Regions from separate parts of the Homo sapiens genome. Here region 1 is linked to region 2. Evidence: chromatin contacts called from ENCODE Hi-C or POLR2A ChIA-PET data. All regions are on one chromosome and are shown on one strand. The core of a region is the stretch at or near the end of the contact, and the rest is flanking DNA. Distances in the headings are between cores, read along the strand shown. Region 1 overlaps FHOD3 (formin homology 2 domain containing 3). Region 2 overlaps FHOD3 (formin homology 2 domain containing 3).

Region 1 (4,502 bases), core at 1,317-3,816, 49 kb after region 2:
GAATTCTTAATTATCTTGAGGCTGGAACTCTGGCCCACAATCAATGGGGGAAAAATGCAAGGCCCTGAATTTAAACGTGAATCAATCAATCGCAGACACGCAGAATGGAAGAAACTGGCAGATAAAAATGTGTGACAAAAATCCGGAAGGCTTAGTGGATTACCGGTTCAAACGGAGGCAACAGCCAAGGCTGCTGCTAAAAGATGTAATATATCAGAGGTGGGATTTGTGGAAGAATGACATCGCATCCCAGCTACCATATTACTATTCTTTGTACTACATGAACAGAAGAGTTGGTAACCAGTATGATGAGGAGCTGAAAATTATATCCCCAAGTACTATCTGTAGCAGCCATCAAGTTTAGCTTGGACAGGGTTCACATGGTAACTGCCTGTAAATACTTTGCTTCCACAGCAAGTCAGAGTGTCTTGTTCAACAAAACAATGCACAAGCATTTGGTTAATGACAGGTAATGCATGTCCGAAAAAGGAAGGCTTTCCACCAATTCCAGCATGCAACAGTATTCCTGGGCAACCTAGGCAAATGATTTGATGATCCCTCTGCATCTAGAAGTATGAGGAATGGGACTGATGATGTCAGGAACACCTTTAACATGACATTGCCATCTCTTCAAGGCTAGGATTCTATTATTTACATTACGTAACTTACAAAGGTCTTCAGCTCTCACCCCCATATTTGGGTCATCTGAGCAGATCACACAACAGTGACATGCCAGTGGCTCCAAGACCAGAGGGCTCACCGAATCTCCTCTCCTTGCCCATCAGCCAGTGTCTCCTGGGGCACATGGAGCACCAGGCTCCATGGCACTTAGCTCTCTTTGGGAATATTTCCTTCATCTCCAAACCAGTGTGTCCAAAGTTTTCTTGCCAACAAACCCCAATGTCCAACTCTTCTACTGCCATTGGCACTGCCATATTTCTAGCTGCAGAGTCAAACTGTGACCCCCAACCTTTGATTCCTTTTATTTTCCTATATCCAGAAATCTCCTCCTAGAAGGCTAGTCCTCAAAATGTCTCTATTTTTTCATTATTCTGTTTCCACTGCTACTCTCACCTCACAGCTGTGATACTGAGCTAACCCTTCCCACCCAGCTTTCCCATCCCTGTCAATTTCCCCTCCTCCACCACTCCATTCTACACACCACGTTACTTATTTTTTCTTCATTTTGCAGTCCTAAACAAACTTTCAGCAATGTCCCCAGTGTTGGGGGTGGGGTGGCTGGCGGGTGGGCTCATAGGTTCTCTAATGTATATGACAGAGAAAGAGAGAGCGCATGAGCACGAGCATGTATGTATGTGTGTGTACGTGCGTGCAAGGAGGGCCTTGGCCAGGGCTCCTCCAGATAGGCCTACATAGGAGTAGGGAGGCCTGCACACCCTCACACAAGTAGAAAGGAAGTCTGGAGACCTGTGATCAGCAATATGGGGCACAGATGGAAGGATGAGATCCAATGGGGCTGATGGGAACTTAGACAGAGCAAGGCAAGCTAACCTGGAGAGCAATGCAGACAGGGAAGCTTCCATGCCAGCGCCCTGAGGCACCCCTAAGAGGCAGCAAGGAGGTGAGAGTTTGCCAGGCTCAGGGCCCTGAGGCCTTCCCCTTGGGCCAAAAGAGGATCCATAGAGATAAAGAGACAGACTCTCTGTGCTGGGTGACAAAGGGCCATGCTGTATAGACTGAATCATCTTACTCCAATTAATTAGAATTCCAGATGTATGAAGAGAAAAAAATCCACATCCTGTGATAAGTCATGGGCCTGGCATCTGCCTCTTACCTCTGACTGGAGAGTTTAAAGATTGGCTCTTGTAAATAGAAAGAAACACTTTATTGAAAACACTTTTTTCTTTCTTTTAAAAAGTCATTATTTGGCTACGAATGCATTATTTTCTCCCCTGGCTATGAGTCTCAAATATCTGCAAATATGCATTGCATAATGAGCCTCTGGCAGGCTGCAAAATCACATCTTGTTGCCTTTCATGGAAGAAAAATGATGAATTATGAAAACACAGTGACAAGATGTTTCTGCTCCAGTACTTCCTTTATCAACTCTGTGACTGTATAAGGCAAAGGCAACTGGATGTCAAGGTAACCTTTCCAGGTTAAGATAAATCTGACTCTTTGTCAAAAGGAAATGCTAGGGCCCCTGGCTTTGCTGATTTCTTAATTTGAATTGGGGAAAACCCATTGCAGCTGTATTGACCAAACTGTATGTTTAAGGAGGAGACTGAGGCCTCCTTCTCAAAATCTAAGGGTCTTGGGTTGATGTATCTGTTGTTCTTTTCAATTTCTCATTATTCAGATGGGGGTGAGGGAAGAGTATCAGCAGACACTCTATTGGTTTTGTAAATAAGAGGTGATCTCATTAGAACTATGTAGACTGGAAATAAACTTGGCAGCTACTGCCTTTGTTAACTTTCAGCAACTCGCCTAGAACAGAGCACACCCTGCAGGGGGGCAGGAGACCTTCATGTGACATCACAGTTAGTGGGATGGGCTGTGGCATCACTGTTCCCCAGAATTCTCCTTTCCAACAACACAGTGAACTCCAAGGCACAGGCTGACTCTTGGCTCCACTCTCTTGTCCTCATTATGACCAGCACAGTGCAGAACACAGGAGCCAGAGACTATTCTAGACCTGCCTTTGGGAAAATAAAAGATGAAGACAGAAATCCACACAGATCCAGTGCTGACGGCCCAAATGGCTAGGGAGGAGGCGAGTGTGCCACCTTAGACAGAGGCCCTGAAGAGGCAGCCCAGAGTCCTGAACCACCACTGAGGAAGCACACACCGAGTGCACCGTGTAGGATGGGGAGGCTGGGAAAGCACAATTCCTACAAATGTATTTTTGAAACTTTTTAATTTTATAATTTTTCCATGTTATTTAGAAATGCAATAAAGATTTTCCTGTGTGTTTATTCTTTCCTGATTGTTTATTTTCCTTACAGAATGATTCCAAAGTAATATCAATATGATGCTGTTGCCACATCAGAGACTCTGAGCCATGGCATGCATTTCTGTTATTTCTGTTTTTTTTTTTCTCTGCTGCTCTTCTTCTTTTCCTCCTCCGTGGTCCTTCTCCTCCCTCTTTTCTATCTCTCCCTCTTCTTTTCTTTGTGCCTTTCCTCTCTTAGTCTATTTTTGCTGCTATAAAGAGAAATACCTGAGACTGGGTAATTTATGAAGAACAGAAATTTATTTCTCACAGTTCTGGAGGCTGGGAAGTCCCAGATCAAGGCACTGACTGTGAGGGCCCAGTCTCTCTGCATCCAAGATGGTGCCTGTTGCTGTATCTTCTGGAGGGCAGGAAGGTTGTGCCCTCACATGGCAGAGAATCAAAAGAGAGCAAATGCACTCCTTCCACAAATCCTTCTTATAATGGCATTAATCCATTCATGACAGCAGAGCTTTCATGACCTAAACACCTCTTGACACTGTTGCATTGGGGATCACGTTTACACCACAAAAATTTAGGGAGGCACATTCAGACCACAGCATTCTCTATGTAATCTCTCCCTGCTCACAGTGATTCTTCCCCATACCCATCCCACCTTCCCTAACCTTGCCCTCACTCTATTCTCTGTCTGGTGATGAGCTAACAGACTGTCAGTTTTTCTATTGTAAGCATGTTAGGTTTTATTTCCTTTTAGAAATAGGGCAAGTTGTTGGTGTTTTATCATGGCCATCATAAAACCATAAAGATATCTTAATTCAGCTGTGTCATGTACAAAAAGTCAATCTTTCTTGCAAAATCTCTTCCCATCTCCCTAGCTTTTATGTCCTTGAGACCATTCAGAGTGCCTTGGGGAGGGAGCAGGTTCCAAATGAACATGAAAGTTAGGGAGGCTTCCCAGCACAAGCAAGGAAAAAGGAGAAAAAACTGAAACAGGATATGAGATATAAATCTTCCCTCGGTCTGGCTGATGCAACCTAGAAAGCCCAGCATTTCACTCAGTGTCCAAGGTCACCTACATCAGTTTCAAAACAGAGTCACTTCCATTTTCCATAGAAAACAAAGCCAAACATTTTTTTTTAAAGATTTTCAATCTTCTGAGGGAAAGCATAGCTGTTTCTAATCTGAAATGGGGAAAAATTCTCTCATCAATAAGTACTAGAAAAAGAAAACCTGAGGGCAAGATGTGAGGGTCACCCACGGATATGGGACCCCATGGGGATTCGCATGCCAGTGCCAGCCACAGAGAAAAAGCCCTTCCAACCACACAAGGACACAATCACCAGGATTCTGAGAAGCCTGAGAAGGAGATACAGCCTAAAACTAGAACCATACTCCTCCCCAAATCAAACCAGGGCTGAGTGCTCCCAAAGGACAGCAGAATCCTTGGGAGGCAGGTGACTCCAGGGGTAGGGCCAGGGGATGGACTCCCCAGCAGAGCACAGCACTGTGAACAGCAGCCTGGAAAGGCTCACTCTAGTGGGGGTGGGCAGTGAACACAGGGATGGGGGACAGTCTGGGCAGACCACAT
Region 2 (4,230 bases), core at 456-2,955:
CCTGCAGCTCAAGTGGGCTCTCCACTGCCGCATCAGTACTCCTGGCCTGGAGCCCACCTAAGCATGGTCTCTTTTGCTCCTGGAACCAGCTGAGGCTAGGCCACATCTTCTCTCTGCTGCTCAAGGGTCAAGTATGTCTGTAGGTCAGACTACTGTTCTCCTGACTACAAGCTCAAGGCTTGGCTACAACTCCTGACTCCCACAAGACCCATTTATATATCCTTATCACTTTGCATTTATTAGAATGAGGACTTCTGTGAAACATACATTAGTCAATTTTTCTGTAACCCTAGTGTAACTTACATGGAAAAAAATTAGCAATTCTTATATGTAACTTTTTTCCTTCTTGACCATCAGTTGAAAGTATCGGCAGCCAAGAGGAGAGTTGCCCACTGCTGCTTCTCAATGCAGATTCCTCAGCTCCACTTGAACATTTCTGGTGAGACTGTGCCAGGTTCCTCTTCCTCTGAACAGGTTCGTGAAGCCTGGATGTAGACTGTCACACCTCTCTTATATAATCATTGTTCTCTCTTGCCAACTTGTTTTATGCTGGTGTCACATTCCATTATGTCAATTTTTTGGAGTGATGGATGTGTATGAAGCCGATTAGAATTGGATTTGTTGGCATTTCAGTTACTGAGAGTAGCATGAGATTAAGTCAAGGCTTGGTCCCCTAAAAGTGTTCAAGCATATTTCCTGAGAATTTGAAGCGTGAAACTTTGCTAAACGGACTTAAAATCAAAAAAAAGACTCTACTGTAAACCATGTAGTAGCCCAGAGTAACCAGTCAGCTGTGAAAGACAATTCATATCTCATTTAAGGAATCTGTTTCCATGACATTTGTTTGTAAAATGCCAATGGATTTTTTTAAACTAGAAATATATTCTATAGATCTGTGTTTTAGCTGATTATATTCTCTGAAAAAGAGTCAATTTTGACCCATGCACATGAATATTTAAGGTAGGTGCACAGAGTTCCAAATGCTTCTAAGAAAACTACCCTTTCCAATAGCCAAAACACTCTCTATCTCAGCATCATGTGGATTACATAACCAACGATCTGCCTTCCCCTAAGGCAGAATTTCTCAGATTCAACACTACTGACATTTTAAAACAGATAATTATTTGTTTGGCAGGGGGCTATCCTGCACTAAGTAGAACAGCATTCCTGGACTCCACCCACTAGATGCCAGCAGCACCACCCCGTCCCAGTTATAACAACCAAAAATGTGTCCAGATGTCTCCTAGGTGGCAAAATCACCCCGGTCAAGAACCACTGCCCGAAGGGACCACTGGGACCAATCCCGGCCTGCACAGTCCAATCTTCCCTGGACTCATCACATAGTCCCCTCCCTCTCCATGTGTCCCTCAATCTGGCTTATCTCTTGCCCTTCTCCGACCCCTCAATCTTCCTCTGTGCCCTGGGAACTCATGATCAGCCATCAGCAAAGTCCCCTATAGTCTCTATCTCTTCATGGAATATTCCTTTGACTTCCTTGCTCTAACACCAAATCTAAGAATACTGTTCCCCATAGCCCTCACACATAACACAGTGGATTCTTCTCTCATATGCCACATACTCTCCTTTGCCAATTTCCCCCAACCTCCCTCAAGAAACCCAGACCCTTGGGACAGGGGTTGGCAAACTACAGCCTGTGGGCTACATCTGGCCTACCACCTGTTTTTATACGGCCTGTGAGCTAAGAGTGGTTTTCACATTTTTAATGGTTGAAAAAAAATCAAAAGAATAATATTTCATGACATGTAAAATTCAAATCTCAGTGTCTATAAATAAAATGTCACTGGAATGCAGCCATGCTCATGCCAGTACCAGTGGCTGATGGCTGTTGACGTGCTACAAAGGCAGAATTCAGTTGAGTAGTTGCAATAGAGACCGTCTGGTACTCCAAGTTTAACATGTTACTTGGCCCTTGACAGAGAAAGTTTGCAGACCCTGCTGCTGAGGCACGTGGCACTAGTCTGGACCCTCCACTCCCTAACCAGTTGTCAACATCCACTATCTGCCAGGTCACTCTTCCACGTATATTAAAATATACACATGACTGAAAGCTGCATGGCACAACTGTTAACATTAGTGACTAAATGAAGTTCAAAATTACTTCTATAGTTTGGAATGTTGTGTGGAAATCAGCAGGATGAAACTGAAAGTTCACGTGTTAAGTCCCATGCAGTGTTTGGTATCAGAAGGACTGACACACAGAGCAGGAAGCAGCCCTGTTTTTGTCAACAGAGGAAGAACCAGGATAAACAGAATAGTTCAAGGGCAGATGGGGTACCTCAGGAGAAAGAGCACCCATGCCTGGAAGTGTACCCCATCTCTTGGGAACTTGACAGAAAGGGCTCCTGCTTTGGGCTAAATTTTAAGAACTTTCTAGCACTAAGATTTTTTCCCCTTCCAATGAAATTTGTAAACTTTAAGTGCAAAGATGAAACTCATTATGACACACATGGTCCCATAAAGATGCTTTTAGTTGACCAATGACCAATAAACTTGTACCTTACTGGGCAAATGCTCAGTGTAGAGTTGTATTTCCTAAGAAACCAAAGCAAACAAATCTGAGTTCAAGCTCTTATTAGTCTTTATTAGAATTAAAGCACATAGCTGGCTTAAGTCTACAGGGAGACTAAGCATTTCTCTCCAAGTCTTTGAATTTTTGTATTTACCTCAAACAAAAAAATACCTACAAGGAATGTAAATCAAATTGTCTCTCTAATCATCTCGCTTGAAGAATATGTTTAGGAGTGGTTGGCTGGGATGTGGTTGACTGGGAAGGAGTCTGTATACTTTGGATATTAAGAGCCAAGGGCCCAGCCCTTGGTCATAGCCCTTAGTCCTGTGATTTGGAATAGGCACTTAGCCCCATCTGTTTTCTCACTTGTACAATGAGGTTAATAAAACCTGTCCTGTCTGAATCTTACAGAGGATGATCGTGAGAGTTAAATTCAAATGATGCAAAAGGACCATCTGAGTGGAGACTGCCCTATATTTTTTTAGAACAATATGAACCCCTTTCTAAAACATATTTCTCCCTTCTTTACAAAAGTTGGCATCACTTGGGTGACTGAGTTATAAAATCTAGCCCCAAATCCTTCATATGTGGCATCTGAAGGCATGTTGCTATAAGCTAGCGTTAGGTGCGGCCAGGGCGTTTGCAGGGATGAAGAGCAATGTGCATATATGTACATGAGGCAGCTTCTGTGTCTTTCAAGGTCTGCAGGGGACAGAACACAATGAGCCACTTGACTCTGAGGTACTGTTTGAGGCACAGATGTTGAGCAGGTGACTAAGCTATGCAGGAAGAAATCATTTCCCAATCAGCATTTCACCACTGCATTCCCACTATCGCACTCCCACCTCATCAAAATCATGCCGTCACTTTGGGGCCACAGGCAAAATCCCTCCAACAGGCTTCGTAAATGAAGTCACTTCATAATCATCAATCTAGATAGATAAAACATCACCTATCTTTACAAGCTGCAAAGTATATTTTGCTCAAATGCTACTAAATTAATGTTGAAGTAATAATTCCAGTAAAGTGAAATTCCAAAAAGAATGAAGCAAACAGCATTCAGAGTGGCATCTCTGGCCTCCTGTTTCAGATCCTACCGAGCCCAGCACTTCAAGACTGTGAACCGTGCCCAGGATGGTCCACTTCCGTATCATCATCCTTACCAGCCTATTGCAAAGCATTGTCACCTGAACTCACAACACAGGAATCCTCGAAAAGTGTAACAGCAAGAAACAGACAAGGAACAAACATGATGAAGCAGGAGAACACCAAGTACTACTGACAAGGTCCACCTAACTCCTACCCTCAGCATCTTCGGTGGCTTTATATACAGGCCTTTTTCAGAGGATTGTGTACAATTTCCTCAATTCTCTTCATGTTAACTTCTCAAGCCAGCTGGAAGAGAGCTTCGAGGGCTTTTTCTTTGAGAATTGGCTGAGTTTCTTTAAGATTCTAGATCACAAAATGCAATGCTCATGGTAAAGGTTCTCTTTCCTTAATATGTTTAGAAGTTTAGGTCTTCTTTTCACTAAAATAGAGCTGTACACAGACTCTCAGAAACATAAAAGCCTGTAGAGAGAGGGCATCTGGGGTTATGAGGTAGAAGAGGGGTGTCAACATAGACCATGGTTGCACATCTATCTCAAACCAGTCCCTCCTCCTCCTGGGATAACAGGTATCTGAAGGCATGGCCTGGGTCC

Evidence for each region. A loop is a pair of places that touch in the nucleus more often than their neighbours do. ChIA-PET counts read pairs that join two places held with the same protein, here RNA polymerase II (POLR2A). Pooled maps may share reads with other maps.
Region 1: a map of ascending aorta shows a loop between it and region 2 (2.2-fold over the local background). The contact joins two enhancer-like sites. A Hi-C loop is called at or near these places in 5 of 168 maps with a recorded cell type or tissue (GM12878, Right ventricle myocardium inferior, ascending aorta and 2 more), 2 of 37 single-sample maps with no recorded cell type and 7 of 50 pooled maps. POLR2A ChIA-PET finds 5 or more read pairs at or near these places in 1 of 52 experiments (T-cell).

Annotation. Positions count from the first base shown.
Region 1 is chr18:36,578,500-36,583,001 of GRCh38, reverse strand. All of the region lies in intron 6 of FHOD3 (formin homology 2 domain containing 3), which reads right to left. Among named protein-coding and RNA genes, the nearest start is that of TPGS2, 250 kb to the left of the region's middle. Within about 2 kb of position 2,566, at least 10 of the 41 ENCODE cell types and tissues checked have a DNase peak (open chromatin) inside an H3K27ac peak, as active enhancers do; they include ascending aorta, where a contact is called at or near this core.
Region 2 is chr18:36,626,891-36,631,120 of GRCh38, reverse strand. All of the region lies in intron 10 of FHOD3 (formin homology 2 domain containing 3), which reads right to left. Among named protein-coding and RNA genes, the nearest start is that of TPGS2, 200 kb to the left of the region's middle. Within about 2 kb of position 1,705, at least 3 of the 41 ENCODE cell types and tissues checked have a DNase peak (open chromatin) inside an H3K27ac peak, as active enhancers do; they include ascending aorta, where a contact is called at or near this core.